Regions from separate parts of the Homo sapiens genome. Here region 2 is linked to region 1. Evidence: read pairs that join two places in POLR2A ChIA-PET (ENCODE). Cell type or tissue: PC-3. All regions are shown on one strand. Each heading gives the region's core, and the rest is flanking DNA. Links, peaks and the distances in the headings are about the cores only.

Region 1 (8,222 bases), core at 1,923-6,922:
CCGGCTCTGGTTATGTGACTGTAAATTTCTTTGGCTTTTAGCCTCATAATAGTGATGTTTAATACACCTTTTTTATTGATTGTCATCCCATGATGACACAAATTTACCCATTTCTATTTTTTTTCTGTAGCTTCATCAAGCACTATAGGTGTCACTTTAGCACTTTCGAGAGTAGCTTCAGATATAAATCAACGAATTTCTTCTCCCCTTTCCTGGATATACCGTATTGTTGATTCATCGATGTTGAACGCAAGGTCAACAGCACTATAACACACACCCAAACGAAGCTTATCTAACACACATATTTTCTCCTCCTTACGACACATTAAGCCTTCTTGTGCTTAGGGACAGTAGGCTACAGCCCTATACTTAGAAGCCATTTTAAACCAAAAATCACAAACAAAAAGCACAAAAAATCGTTAAAGAACAGCACTAAATGGACCACAGAAAGGGCACTTCTTAAGGTAAACAGTTGAAACAAGAAGGTGAAGCATCACCTTGTTTGACCTCGCTGGGAATGTGCATCAGTGGGGGTGACTCAAAGTTTTTGCTGCTCCGTACATAGTCACAACTGACATTGAATGACCATTAAAGCACCCGGAGTATTGATTGTGGGGTTACAAATAAATTTTAGTGAGCATGCAAATTCACAAATATGCAACTTGAGAATGAGGATCAAATGTGTATATATATATGTATTTGTATGGTTGTGTACATATATATGGCATAGTTTATTGTATTTATATGTTTTCATATCTTGAAAATATAATTGGCCAAGAAACAGAATTAATAATTTTTCTATGAAAATCTTTTATTTACTTTTAAATGAAGAAAGAAAACTGACTCCTAATAACAACAAAAATAATAAATGCATTAAAATTCCTCTGATGGAAATTCTTAATGTTTAATAACTATTAATTTTCCTTAATTACATATTTAATTGGTTAATTCTAAACAAAATTATAAATAATTTATTTGAAAATAATTTAAAATATTTTAAAGATATCTGGAAAAATATGTAAGAAAGAGCCAAGCCATAGTTTCAAAAGAGGAGAATTGAGGCAGAATGTCCTGGTAAATGTGAAAACAAATTTTAATCTAAAGAAGAGTAATAGAGAAAATGGAGCATAATACGTAAACCAGGAACATGCCTGTTATATATAAGCACTTACTAAGTAATGAAGAGACATCACACCTTAGCAATAGAAAAGAAAGTCAGTCAATACATAATGTTAGGTTAATTGGGATTTTTATTAATTAATATGTATGTGTGTGTGTTTTCACATAATTTTACAGTTTCATCTCACATTCTGCTTCAATATTAATTGCCAATATTCTCATAAGTAAATGTTTCATTTAGAAAAAGTGACTTAAACCCTCTGCATGTTGGATCCTTCATTTGTGAAATGAGGTGGTGAATCTATCATTCTGTAATGTGATTGAAAACCTTACACTCAATTGTGTCCTGGAGCAGGCTCACAGGCTCATGAAAGCTAACTGTGCACCTCTCTTCCTAATTCCAATATTAGTGACAGCTAGTTGATAGCTTAACACTGGTCATTGTGGAAGTATTTACACCAGTGAAATTGGCAAATGCTACAAATCAGTCTTCTTCCCCTTGAGAAAATCAGTGTTTAAATACCAACACACCACTGCTTGTAACTTTCTAGATGATATCTGACTTACAAAATGTTTGTCAATTCAACATAATTTCTAATAAGTAAGAATTTCAAATAGTGAGAAGAAAAACTTTGTGGAAAATATGAATCTGTGAATTTTTATCTGCTATAAATAGAAAGTTAGAGATTGAGAATAGTATGTAAAGATATTTGGAATATAAAATGCCAGGTGTTGCCAGCTCAGGCATATGAATGATTCATGGCAGCGACACTCATCTCTGACTACACATTAGAATCATTGGAGCTACCTGCTGTCTGTTCCTCACTGAGGGTTATGATTTCACTGTGTGGAAATGAGGCCCAGACATCAGTGTTGTTTAACATTTCTGAAGTAATTCTACAGTACAGTCAGACTGTCTTAAGGTAGTGTAAACCAAAAATAAAGTGTTACTGCCTACCCCTCAACCATCTTAACAGACTGGACCCCTCCTCTCAGCTAAGGGCATTCCAAAGTTAACCTGAAAAATTAGTTCAGGCTGTGATGGGAAGGGGGAGCTGGACATACCTCATTATACCCTCTTCTCTTTTGGAACTGCTGACAGAACACTCTTTAAGTCTGATAATAAACACTTACAATCTATTCTCTCTGAATCCTGCTACCGGGAGGCTTCATCTGTATGACAAAACCTTGGTCTCCATAATCCCTTATGGTAACCTAGACATTCCTTTCTATAGATAATAACTCTTTCAATCAATTGCCAATCAGAAAATTTTTGAATCTGCCTGTGACTTGGAAACCCTGGCTTCCAGTTGTCCTGCCTTTCTGGACCAAACCAATGTACATCTTACATGTATTGATTGTTGCCATATGTCTCCCTAATATGTAGAAAACCAAGTTGCGACCCAACCACCTTGGGCACATGTTCTCAGGATCTCCTGAGGGCTATGTCATGGTCCATTAATCAGGCTTTGTCTCAGAATAAATATCTTCAAATATTTTACAGTGTTTGACTCTTTTTGTCAACAGTAGGCATGTTCTCTAACTATATAGTTAGGGGGCTTCACCTTTCAAGTTTCCATTTGTGCTGAGATATGTTTGAGTATGATATTTTGTTTAGTTTTAAAAGTTGCACTTAAAAAATTTGTCATTATACCTCTGAACTTTACAAATGGACAAGGAAGAATGGTATATGGTGAAGCTTAGTGCTTTCTTTAGCTATAAAAAAATCCATTTATTAGACTAGCAAATTAAACTATGAATAGAGAGTCCATGCTTCTAAGGCTGGTTGACAATAGTTTCCAAGTTAGTAGAGAGGAAAATTGGAAATGGGAAAAAATTCCTCAGCAATCCAATTGAAAACAAGAAAGGAGAAAAGTGAAAGATGTGTAGAAATAGCAACATTTTCAAAAATACTAAGATGGGAGAAAAAATCGAAAATATACCATCAATTACTATTACTATAAATGAATAAAACATGATAGTTAAAAGATAAGTAAGTCAGCTGGGTGTGGTGGCTCACATCTGTAATCCCAGCACTTTGGGAAGCTAAGGCGTGTGGATCGCCTAAGGTCAGGAGTTCGAAACCAGCCTGGCCAATATGGTGAAACCCCGTCCCTACTAAAAATACAAAAATTAGCCAGGCATGGGGGCACATGCCTGTAATCCCAGCTCCTCCAGAGGCCGAGGCAAAAGAATCACTTGAATCCCAGAGGCAGAGATTGCAGTGAGCTGAGATTACGCCCTTGCACTCCAACCTGGGCAAAAGAGCAAGACTCCTTCTCAAAAAAAAAAAAAAAGATAAGTAATTAATACTGAGTTAAAGAATATTCCAGTTGTATGTTACTGATGAGAGGTACATCAGAAATATAAGAGAAAGTTTTAGTCCTTCATTTGTTCTTTCATGTATTCAACAAATACATTTTTACTGAGCGCCTTTTTGTGTGTGTACTGGCCAATATTCTTCATTCCAGCAGTACCCTGCCTTCTTGGAGCTTCTGTTCTTAGAAAGTGGGGGTGGAGTCAAGGGGATCAACAGATAATAAACAGAATAATCATGATCTATAGAATATGAGTAGAGATTAGTGCTATTAGTTCTACAGACTTCTAAAGCAGAAGTCTATAGAAAAATTGTAGAGAGTGCAACGTTAAATTTTAAAATTTAATTTTATTAAATTTTAATTAAATAAATCATTTAAATTTAAATGATCAGGGAAGCATGACTGAGAAGATAAAATTTGAGTAAAGACTGAAAGCGAGAAGGGCCCAGCAGCATGGATAGTCCAAGCCAGAGCACTGCAGATAGAGGAACTGCCCTGCCTGGGAGCCCACCCAGATGTTCAAGAACTAACAAGGAAGGCTGAGTGAGCAAAGGAGGAGTAGAGATGAGGGCAGGAAGGCCATGGACAGATTGGGAAGAGCTTTTAGAGCCTTTGTAAAGACTTCAGCTTATATTCCAAGTAAAAGTATAAGCTATGGAAGTGTTTTGAGCGGCAGATGGGCCTGGCTTATAGTTTCAAATTCTCCAACAGCACTGTTGAGAATAGAGTGAAGAGAGACTGACCATTTAGGAGACTGTGGCATTACTCTATGTGAGAGAGGATGATGACTTATACCAAGAGGTACTGGAAGGGAGAGCCTACAGGATTTTCTGACAATTTTATGAGAGCAACCATGAATCAGAGATGACTCTAGTATTTTGGCCTGAGTAAGTGGAAGAATGAAGTCACTATTAACTGAGATGAGAAAGTTTTCAGGAGCTGCAGGTAAGAGTGGGTGAATGTGGGATTTTGAGGTTACTTCACTGGTGACATTGACAAAAACAGTTTGAAAGGAGAGATAAAGATTAAGGAAGCATGTAGCAAATTTGAAGAACCTAGGCGGGGAGGAATTAGAGTGAATTTATCCAACACAGTTTTGCTGTTTAAAAAATAGTTTTACTATAAAGGAAAGAAAAATAATGAGGTGATAGTGTGAGAGCAAAGAATTGTCAAGACATTTTATTCATGATATATGTAAAAGAATATTTGTTTACTGATGAGAAAAACCTCAGGTAGGGAAATATTTTTGTTGGAAACAAAATTCTTGGTTATTATAGGCAGATGTGCTACAAAGCTAATGAAGTTTAAGTTTCAGGGACCCTCAGTTTCACAGGCTACTCCCAAGGCCATAAAAGGTACCCGAGCAATAGGTTGACATTGTCGTATGTTCTCTTGCAAAATTTTCAAATGCAAGGAAATTTTAAACACAAATTTTTAATGGCTGATGTGAAACCTCAGTTCTTGTCTTCTTAATTTAAAAGAATTTAAACAAGAGACACACAGCAAAAGAAGTGCAAGATAGAGTAATTTATTAAAAAGGAAAAAAAATATTTTTAAAGTAAGTGCAGAATAGACAGTATACACTGTGTACTCAGAGAGAGGTAATGCAGGGCAAGCTGCTCATAAAGGTGAGACTGCAAAGACAGGCATGAGGAAGACAGCCTTTCTTTTTTTTTTTTTTTTTTTTTTTGAGACCGAGTGTCACTCTGTCACCAGGCTGGAGTGCAGTGGCACAATCTCAGCTCACTGCAACCTCTGCCTCCAGGCTTCAAGCAATTCTTCTGCCTCAGCCTCCCTAGTAGCTGGGACTACAGGTACATGCCACCGCGCCCAGCTAATTTTTGTATTTTTAGTAGACACGTGGTTTCACCATATTGACCAGGCTGGTCTTGAACTCCTGACCTTGTGATCCTCCCACCTCAGCCTCCTAAAGTGCTGGGATTACAGGTGTAAGCCACTATGCCTGGCCAGGAGACAACCTTTACAGGAGTCTTACACGATCATCCATAAGGAGGTGGAAAGAGGTATTATAGTAAGCATGTTCTGAGTGGTCTCCTGGGTACACATGTGCAGTAGCTGTACATGCTTGTTCATATATCACATGTTCATTAGCATTTTAAATCTTCACCCAGGGATTTTTTTTACCATTAAAAAGAGAAAAGGGTCACTTTGAGGACAGGTAAAATCAAAGTGCATATGGCTTGAATGAGCTCAATTACAATGCGAATGCTTAGGCCTACTGTGTTGGCTGTATGGTCACCATGGTTGCTACATCCTGAGAACACGGCTACTTCCTTGACCACCTATCCTGCCTCAAAATGATTAGGACTAGTATTTCTTCCCACTTCAGCATCCCGTCTAGTCATGTTAGGTGGTGTCAGAGTGGTCACCGACATTTTGGCAGATTAGTCTAGGGGTAGATATAATTAGGGAATACATTTGATTTGAGTTTAGCAAGATATGTTTTCGTAGTTGACAGTCACTGCTGCCTGATTCCATGTACAATGTCTTCCAGCAATCCTATCTCTTACCACAGTGCTGACTCACCTGGCATCCTGGCAGGATCAGAGGCCACATCTCAATATGAAAGTGACCTGCCATGCCCAGTACCTGAATTATGTTAGTAATGGATGAGGAAAAAGTTTACAATGTGTGGAATCAGAAACTAGTCTTTGGGAAATTCTTCAAATTATCAAATATTAAAAATTGGAGGTAGAGAATTTGCTTTTCATTGATAACTAGTCACAACACAAGTATTCTGTCTGGGATATACATGACAATACAGTCTGTAAAATTATGATTGTACCAATAAAATCATTTTTTATATATTCCTCTATTAAGGCAAGCTAAGTTATTTCTGACATTAAAGAAGCCAAATTGCTTTAATATTTTTAATCTTATAAAAATGAATAATTAAGAAAGTATACACTTTCTACTGGAATTAATGAATAGACTCAGCTTACTTGATATTCAAATTTATAAGAAGAAATAAATCATATGAACACATTGAAAACATTTGTTTCTTGATAGTTTACCACAAAATAAAGACATTGATAAAGAAATATGCAAGTTATAATATAATGATGTCATAAAAAATTGGATACTATTGTCCACTAAAAGAATACAGGTATTTAAAAGTTGTCACTCACAAGAGTAAGATTTTATAACTCATATGTGAAAAAAACTAATATTGCCCCAATTTGACAACAGTCTTTAAAAATACACATGACATTACCAATATTGAAGTTGAAATAAAATTCTCTAAAATTTTAACAATAAATTCAAAATCAATAATACTAAAAGAATGACTGGATTACCATTCTATTCCACTCTAATCTATTTAAATTATTCTAAAATTTATTCTTGGCATATGCAAAGGCAACCAACAAGTATGCAACAAAATATAGAAGAAAAAAAGCATTATAGAAACATACTAGGCTATTAATAAAAATATATTTTTGTTAATTTAAAGATTCTTATAGAATTTTCCAATTTTTTTTATATTTCAAGCATGTGGAGATTTATCTTAAATAAATATTCACATTTGTACCTAATTTTATATGTATAATTTTGTACTCTTTCCTAAAGAAGGCCTCCAAAATTTATAAGCTCAGGCCCCACAAAACCTGAATGTACTGTTTGCAAGTTGACTTTGAGAGGTTAAAAGTGACAAAGTTTAGACTACAAGAAGAGGAGTTTGTTCTCTGAAATTGGAGAGAGGGTAGAGTACACAGGAAAATATACAGGGAAGAGAGTAGAAGAGGTAGTGGGGTCTCCTAGAAGTTTTTCGATTGCTTGTGTTTTGTTAGTGAAATGGGAGACAAGGTGGTTAGCAGAGAATGAAGATAAGAAAGGTGTTAGAAGTTTGAGGAGTGAGGAAATGACGGGAAATCATTGCCAGAGTGGGAGAGTAAATGAGATAGGGAAATGTTTGATTCCTGAGCAGCATTAAGAGCCTACTTGAGGGTGGTGGTGGTGAGTTTAAGTGAGACCACTCAGCCTGCTCCTGTGATTTCCCTCTGTGTGGGAGGATGCACAGATTAGGAAGAGTGGCTTTATCTGTGTGATTTCATCAAAATGTGAGAGAGGACAGACAGTTGAAGACATATATCAGAGACTAATTAGAACACTTCGTAAGAAAGTTCATTTGGGTAAGATGGGGAATAAGAACACAAGAAATGGAGGAACAATCCAAAGTATCGATGGATTATAGGTCCTTGTGAGGCATAAGCAATGTTGAAGTTAAGTTATCAAAAATATAGTAGGTGAGGTATGGAAAGCTGGATGTGTCATAGAGAGAGTAGAGATGTTACCATTATTAGTAATAACATAGTCTAATATATGCCCTCTAGTGGTAAAGGTAGAATGGAGGGGAATGGAGGTGAGATCAAGACAATGGCCAGTATCCTAGAGTCAGTCATTAACTGGATATAGAAATCTAAAAGAATTATGACAGGAGTAATATTGTATAAAGTGGCAGTCAGCTAGGAAATCATATAGTGAAAGAGTGGGTACAACATAATGTTCTATTGATGACGGCAAATTACTTGGGATAATTTTGAAACTTTTTGGTTTCGTCTATTCCTCTAGACATTACCATAATGACCAGATCCACACAGGATTTGTAACTAGGGCTCAAGTCACATAACTCTCACTTCCTGTCCTCAAGAGAACCTACTTGGGAGCCCACAAATGTGCACCCTGAAAGTTCAAGATAGTTAACACTGGTGTGGCTTCCCTTGACCAATGAGGATGGCAGAGCTTTCGTTTCCTTGCTAACAGTTC
Region 2 (8,222 bases), core at 2,131-7,130, 390 kb before region 1:
ATCTGTGGCCATTGTAAGCCCACAAGACAAATTCAGCATCCGGATATGTCTAGGTCCCACAATATGCCAATAGTGAGGATTGCAAATTGTCATAATAGTCATGACTCCAATATGTGAAGAAAGTTTCATAATTGAAACAACAACAAAAATATGTTCTTTGAGAGCAAAAATTTGGTTGAGCAGATGTTTTTCAAAGATAATTATATTGGAAAGGCAATTACATAATTTTTGTTATAGATAGGTATACCAATTGAAAACAAGTATTAAAGAATCTGATTTTGTGTGGGTATAAAGCCACAAAAGCGTGCTATGTATATTGTAAATCTCACAGTTGGTGAGTACATGATTAACAAGTCTTAACTTTAAAAACTATGAAATACTTACGTAGAAGACATTGTTTTCAACCTTCTACATAGCCAAATGATAGATCCTAAATATACTATTTGTGTTTTTATTATAACTTATTTGCAGAATAGTAAGGTCAAATTGATATCTATTAAACTTTCTGACAAATGTACGTTAATCCAGGTTTATGTAGCAAACACCTGAGTATACACAAAGAGTCATGTTTTTACTCTGTTTCCAGCTCAGGCCTTCATTTTCTGAGGACCTTATTGTTTTAAACTTACCAACACATTCTGGACAAAGACTGTAGGACCAGCTCTGATAAACCCAAACCCTCTCTTATGAAAATCAATCCTCCCATTTCCAAAAACAATATGAGAAAGTGGTTCTTGCCTCAAAGCAAGATGGAGGAAGTCCCAGATAATTTGGATTATCTGTATTTGGTAAATTTAAGTGTTTTAGGATCATGTAGTTCTGCCATAAGTGAACGTCACAGAATAACCAAATGAAAAGTATCTGCATCTGACCATGAAACTTCATAGAATTACTTACTTATCTCAATTATTTACACCCAATGAAGCTTTTCTGTCAGTTTTTGGCACCTTGTCTTTGACCCAATCTTAGTCTGTCTCTCATTAGATCATTAGAATGCTCACTTGGTTTCTATCACTATCTGACACTTCCAAACTATAATTCCCAGCTGTCTAGTTGTCTACCTCAGTCACGACACCAATTTAAATTTTACTTTGCTGCTCTCTCTGGGGGTCTCCCCTAAGATAATTCATTAGCGAATGCATTTTGGTACTTGTTTATGTTTTTTTCCAGTTAGTTTGATGTGGCTGGCAAAGATATTGTCTGTGGTGGCAATGTAGATGATTTGGAAAGCTGTTACAGCATTTATTTTGAACAGCAAAGCAATACTTCATTGGCAGAGGATTCTAATAAAACTCTCAATGTGCGTTATGTGAGATCCTGGAAACCTATTTCTGATTTCCACATATTAGGCTAATATTTTTATTTTCATTTAGTTTGATTTTTTCTTTTGTTATGGAACATTACAGAGTATTATTTTTTGCAATTTTTAAGTGAAAAATTGGAGTCCCTGCACAAATTTTCCTTAAACAGAACCAGGTAATATGTAGAGATAAGTGATGCTTGTCTCCATGTTAATGCAATAAGAGCAGTTGTGTTCAACCCTTCAATTGTCAGTTCTTAGCTAATGGAGATGACTGCAATTTAGAGAAAATTAAATTATTTTCTAATAAAAAGAATAGATTTGAAGAAATTTCATTTTAAGTATTTATCTACAGTGGGCTAAATGTGGAGTAAAGGCTTTTAGAATCATTGTCTTTCAAAATTGGAAGATAACTCAGTAATAAAACAGTCTAAGCCCTACTTTTTTGATGTACAAATTCTGTCTTCCATAAACTCTAATTTTGTCCTGAGTCCCTCCAGTGGAGGGAGACTTGTAAAATATAAACTTTCCATAGAATATTATTCATGTATACAGGCATCTTCTTCCAATACATGTCTCATCTACACTGAAAGTTTGTTGTTTAGTGTGCCACCTTCATCAATAATCTTAACTAGATCTTCTAAATAACTTGCTGTAGCTTCTCCATCATAACTTGCTGCTTCATCTTGCACTTTTATTTTATGGATAGAGCTTCTTTTCTTAAACCTCATGAACCAACCTCTGCTGGCTTCAAATTTTTCTTCTGCAGCTTTCTTACCTCTCAGCCTTCATAGAATTGAAGAGTTGGGGCCTTGCTTTGGATTAGGCTTTGGCTTAAGGGTGTGTTGTGGCTGGTTGGATCTTCTATCCAGACCACTAAAACTTTCTCCATATAAGCAATATGATGATTTTGCTTTCTTATCACTCGTGTATTCACTGGAGCAGCACTTTTCATTTCCTTAAACTTTTCCTTTGCATTCACAACTTGGCCAAGAGTTTGGTGCAAGAGGCTTAGCTGTCAGCCTATCTCTGCCTTTGACACACCTTCCTCACTAAGCTTCATCCTTTCTAGCTTTTTTTGTGGGGGATGGAGTCTCACTCTGTCATCCAGGCTGGAGTGCAGTGGCACGATCTCTGCTTATGGCAACCTCCGCCTCCTGGGTTCAAGAAATTATCCTGCCTCAGCCTCCCTAGTAGCTGGGATTACAGGTGCATGCCACCACACCTGGAAAGCTAGAGACAGGAAACTCTTCTTTTCATTCCAAAAATTAGAGACCATTGTAGGATTTTCACTGGTCTAATTTTAATATTGTTGCATTTCGGGGAAGAGGGTGACTCTATGAGAGGGAGAGAGATGGGGGCATGACTGGTCAGTGGAGCAGTCAGAACACACACAGTATTTATTTGTTAAGTTTGGCATCTTATATGTGTGCATTTTTGGCACCCCAAAACAATTACAATAGTAACATTGAAGATCACTGGTCACAGATCACCATAACAGATATAATAATAATAAAAATTTGAAATATTACTGGAATGACCAAAATGTGACATGGAGACACAAAATGAGCACATGCTGTTGGAAAAATGATACCCATTGACTTGCCTGATGCAGGGTTGCCACAAACCTCCAATTTGTGAAAAATGCAATATATGCAGAAAGCAATAAAGTGAAATGCAATAAAACAAGGTATGCCTATCCTCACTGCCAAAGCAGTGGTTCTCAAACTTCACCTGGCTTAGAAGCAGCTGAACAGCTTGTTAAAATACACTGAGCCCCGGTGTCTCTGATTCAGTATTTCTCAGGTGGGGATGATAATTTGAATTTCTTACAATTGTCCAGGTGATGTTGATCCTGCTGAACCTGGACCACACTTTGAGAATCATTTCTCAAGATGTAACTTTCATATCTATTCTCTCACCTAACTTTATTTCAGTATTTTGCTTCTAGGGTCCCTAGCTGGCTAAATCTAGCACCTACATCAGGCAGTTCTATGACGTATCTCTTGTACTCTGAATAACCACTTTTTGTTTTTGCTTTTAAATTTTATCCACACTATTATGCCACTCTCTAGATCTCGGTTATTCATATCTCCAACTTGAGTATGCTTTACTGGAATTGCTGAATTATGTGGCAAAGTCATAAAGTAGTATTCATTCAACAACTATTGTTTGGGCTCATAGCCCCTACCAGACATTGTTCTAGACAATGGGGATATGCAGTAAGAAAGATAGGCAAGGTATCTACTCTTCTGGATTTTATAAATTAAGGATGGTAGGGAGGTAGGAAATGAGCGTGTAAATAAACAAGATAATTTTAAATACAGGGTGTGATAAAACAGGATGATGTGAATTGGGGAGACAAGGTGGTGGGTATTTTACAAGGAAATATGGAATGGCCCTATTAGAAGGTAATATTTTAATGTAATGTCTGATTTATAGGAATAAAACTCCTCATTTGGAATACAAAAATAATGTGAATGAATCCTAGTAGAACTCTTCTATTGAAAACATCTCTATTCTAAACTCTCCAAATTCCTCCATCTTTTAATCTTGACACTTTCCTACATACCCTTTCCAAAAGTCCTTCTGTTCTGTTATACTTTATTGGGAAGAAGCTCTTTCAGATAAACACTCTTATAGGAAGTTTTTGTGTACCTTTTTGCTCTATATCTTCACTTAACTCTTCTGCTTTTCCATCTATTACAGTGGGGGAATAAGCAACATTTTTTCCCATAGCTCAGCTGGCCACTTGTGGCACTGATTTTCTTTCCTTCCTTTTAAAAATATTGTATACCATCAAGTTTCCCTCTTTCATTTTTCCTTTTCATTTTCTCTCCTTCAAACTTAATCTTCTTTTCTATCTCCTTTTTAATCTTTCTATCTCTATTGATCTATCCATATGTATATATATGCCCATCTCCACATTTATCCATCTACCTACATATCCATTCATCCATCTCTTCATCCTGCTTTACTGCTATTTTATCATTTTTCCCCTTTCCTAAAACATTTTCAAAATGGAGGAATGGAAATAATAAATTTGGAGAAATAATAAAACATCACTGCTTAAAATCCTACCTCTATCACAAACTAGCTACAGGAATTTAGCTATGATAATTTGCAGATAAAACTTCCTAAAATCCAGAACTGATTATAACTCTGCTCTGTTAAAATATTTAACTAGCATCTCATTATTTATAATAAATGCCCAGTGTACTTAATTTCACCCTGTACTATTTCCAACCTTAGTTTCTATTTTCCAATTATCGAACATTGCTAGATCAAGCAGCTGTCAATCTTAATTTTTTGTGTTTCTGTATCTTAAATTATATTCAGTGATTCTTAATCCAAAGAATGCCTTGCCCATAAAATTCTAAAAGTCCAGATTGTATCCACAGTTTGTTAAAAGCACAACATTGACTCCTCCCCAAATTTCAATTCATTTTTTTCATTTTTCTTCCATTATTATTTGAAATTTCACTTGAATCTTGTAGCTAGAAATAATGTATCTGCATTTTGAATACCTGTAGTATTAATTTTGTACCTTTTTTGATGATCATTTTCTAACTCACACATATTTACGTAGTTATAAAGAACATGGCTGTGCTTTGGTCAAGGATAGGCCAAGGTAGATGTTTACATCCTGTGTGACTCAGCAAGTTTAGAGTGCAGGTGTATGACTCCATTTGTTATCATAGCCATCTAGACATAACATAGAGAAGCTCACCACCATAGCCATAACATAGGGAAGGCCATCACTTGACTCTAAGCCACTATTGTCTATGAAAGCTCTAATTGCCCTGTTGACACTGTGTAGGCTGCTGGCACCCAGAGAAAGAGAGAGAAAGCCAGAGATGTCCATCTTTGCAGACAGACAATGGAGAGCCAGGACAAGCTCGGCTTGCTCGTGCTCAGAGAGAAAAAGAGTTAAGCTGCTGGCCCTGAAGGCAAGGGAGAGCCAACTGCACAGCTGTGTGTGGAGGCCACCAGACTAAGCAGCCGAGACAGGGCAGACAGTGTGAGAGAAAGCTGTTGATGAGAGCTGCTGCTGAATAAAATCATCTTTCACCTGCCTGTGTCCCTCGAGTGTTCATTCTGCTCATTCACTCACTCCCTCTGGACCTCAGCTTGACCTTTGGTGTGGCCGTGAACTTGACAGTAGTCATTGTAGTTGCCCAATAGTATGTAAGTTTCTAGGGAAAAAAATACTATCAAATTCATTATAGTTTCCAAAATAGTATAATGGCTAGTATATTCAGAGTCAGTGGCTTTCAAGAGTACTGCCTGGAGTAGTATCATTAGCACAGTCTGCATACTTGTTAGAAATTCACAGAATCAGAAGCTCTGGGGTGGGGGGCCTAACAATTTGTGGTTGAACAAGCCCTCCTGGTACTTCTGATGCCAGCTAGAATTTGCGAACAACTCTGTAAACATTCAGCAAATTCTCATTAAATGGTTGAGTGAATAAACAAATGATAAATTTAATTGATTTTTAAATAAAACATGACAGTTACTGTAATTATTTTTGCTAAGAAAACAATATGGTTGTGATTTGGACACTAAATTATGAAATATCTTTGAATTCGGGTAGGACAAATCTGATATCCTTTACTTCCTAGCAATGCTTTCCAGAATGCTGCTTTTCTCAAGCCCTCCTTCTTAGTTTGCATATTACTGAAAGTGTGAATGGTATGTTTGTATATGTTTGCAAGTAGGTCACTGATTTTAATTCACTGGCAGGATACAGAAGCTCCATAAGGGTCATTTAAATTGCTTTCAATGAAATAGTGTTGTGCAGTACTTTTTTTTTTTTTTTTTTTTTTTGAGACAGGGTCTCACTCTGTCACCTAGACTGGAGTGCAGTCTGGTGACACCACAACCTCTGCCTCCCAGGCTCAAGCAATTCTCCTGCCTCAGCCTCCTGAGTAGCTGGGATTACAGGTACACGCCACTACCACCTGCCTAATTTTTGTATTTTTAGTAGAGACATGGTTTCACCACATTGGCCAGGCTGGTCTTGAACTCCTGACGTCAAATGATCCAGCCACCTTGGCCTCCCAAAGTGCTGGGATTACAGGCATGAGCCACCGCTCCAGCCTGCAGTACTTCTTTAGTGGCATGAGCATATGGCTTATGTGAGGATCTTGTTAAAGTGCAGATTTTGTTCATTTTACCTCGGGTAATACCTGAGTTTCTGCATTTCTAAAAGGTCTCAAGTGATGCCATTGCTGCTGTTCTGAGGGAGCATCTTATGAGGAGAGGGTTACAGCATAATGTGGTTTCAAATCAACCAGGCCAATTCAAATCACTGTGTAGCTGGAAAGGTGGGCAGACTATCTCTTGTGAGCTTCGGTTTATCTGTGAATCATAAATAATATATAAAAATCTGGTAAGATGCCTGACATATAATAAGTACTTAATTAAAGATAGCTATTATAATTCAAATAAAAATTAATGTCAAATATTAAAAGGAGTGTCAAAAAAATTATGGCTTTCTGTAAAGCAGCGGTGTCTACAGTCTGGAATGCAACTGGTTAACCCTATTCCTGATGTACTCGCTTGGAATGTGAGGACAATAAAATTGAGTTCTGCTGTCAACAGTTTTATAGCTTCTGTAATTTCAGCTTGAGTGTCTGCCATTGACCTGCAGCAGCTGAAATCACAGGTGCAACTTCTTGAAAATTGAACCCTTCTTCTGGCACTATCCTGATTATCAGTTATTCTTGACAGAAACAAGCTGCAAACCATTGAAATAACACATTTTGATTTCTTTATTGAATACTTAAGGGTATTTTTTCATACTGGTCTCTATCTTGTCAGCATGAATGTTAGTAACTGATATTTAAATAAGAAATTTATTGTTAAGTGATTTCTCATTAACATCACATATTAGCTGAAAGTTTTGTGCATCTATTATGTACTATTAGCATTATGCAAATAACTGGCATTTGGAAAACTAGTTATTTAAATTGTATAGCTTATAGGACAGCCTTTGTTTTCAGTTTACAAAATCAAACGCAATAAATTCAGTAGGCTATTTTATTGTTAACTGAAGGAGAGTTACCACTCACAGAGATTAATTTCTGAGTGAATGTCAAATTAGATCATTTCCTAAGGAACTCTTTGGAACTTATTTTGGGAATTATGGACATTTAACTGTAATAGCTAGATGCACAATTTAAACTATAATGATTCATCTGAAAAATATGTGCTTAAAATGCAAAGGAGAATAGATTTACCCCCCAAAATTATTATAATAAATTTTAGGAAAGATATACAATATATCTTTGTATATTGATATGTACAAATGTAATATGTAACAGTTATTACATTTTATTCCTTTATGAAAATTGAAGAACAGAAAAACAAATGCAATTTTCTGGATTTGGGGTGGCAGTGGCGTTTGGAACATAAAGGATAAATAAAAATTTAAAAATAATTTTAAGTGTAATACCCATAGTTAAAGATCTAATTATCATAGAATGCCTTTATTGCTTTGAATATTCCATAGGCTTTTATTATGATATTTTGAATTTGTTTATTTATTAAAATCTATTGGTAATTAATTACTAGTGCTAGGTTTAATTAACACAAGTTTTTATAAGTATTTGGTTGAAGTTATGTAATAATTCTATAAGTAGTCAGAACCCACCATATCTAGACTCAGTAATAAGGGCTACCTTATCACCTGGTGATAAATTGATTGATTATCACCTTCAGATATTAAGTGAGCAGATAATGGTTTTCTGATAAGAGGACATTTGATGTCATTTTAAAAAAATAAGGCAGATTTTAATCTTTGCTTTAAGTTACTGAAATGAAAAAAAGTAAAATCAAACAAGATGGGGATTTTTTTTTTTTCATTTTTGATGGCCTCACTCAACTTTAAGAACATCAGACTTGAGTATTAAAATGGAAA

Evidence for each region. ChIA-PET counts read pairs that join two places held together with the same protein. Peaks named below come from ENCODE experiments on the same cell type or tissue, not always from the same donor. Only the 100,000 strongest peaks of a DNase experiment are listed, where the experiment ranks them.
Region 2: POLR2A ChIA-PET joins it to region 1 with 5 read pairs; 1 of 35 experiments calls an interaction of 5 or more read pairs at or near these places.

What each region holds. Positions count from the first base shown.
Region 1 is chr3:87,307,563-87,315,784 of GRCh38, reverse strand. No RefSeq gene overlaps it. Among named protein-coding and RNA genes, the nearest start is that of POU1F1, 35 kb to the right of the region's middle. In PC-3, for the core only: no CTCF peak of the experiment used is centred there; DNase peaks (open chromatin) are centred at 4,274 and 5,994; H3K27ac peaks cover 3,477 bases.
Region 2 is chr3:87,693,552-87,701,773 of GRCh38, reverse strand. No RefSeq gene overlaps it. Among named protein-coding and RNA genes, the nearest start is that of HTR1F, 95 kb to the left of the region's middle. In PC-3, for the core only: no CTCF peak of the experiment used is centred there; a DNase peak (open chromatin) is centred at 4,973.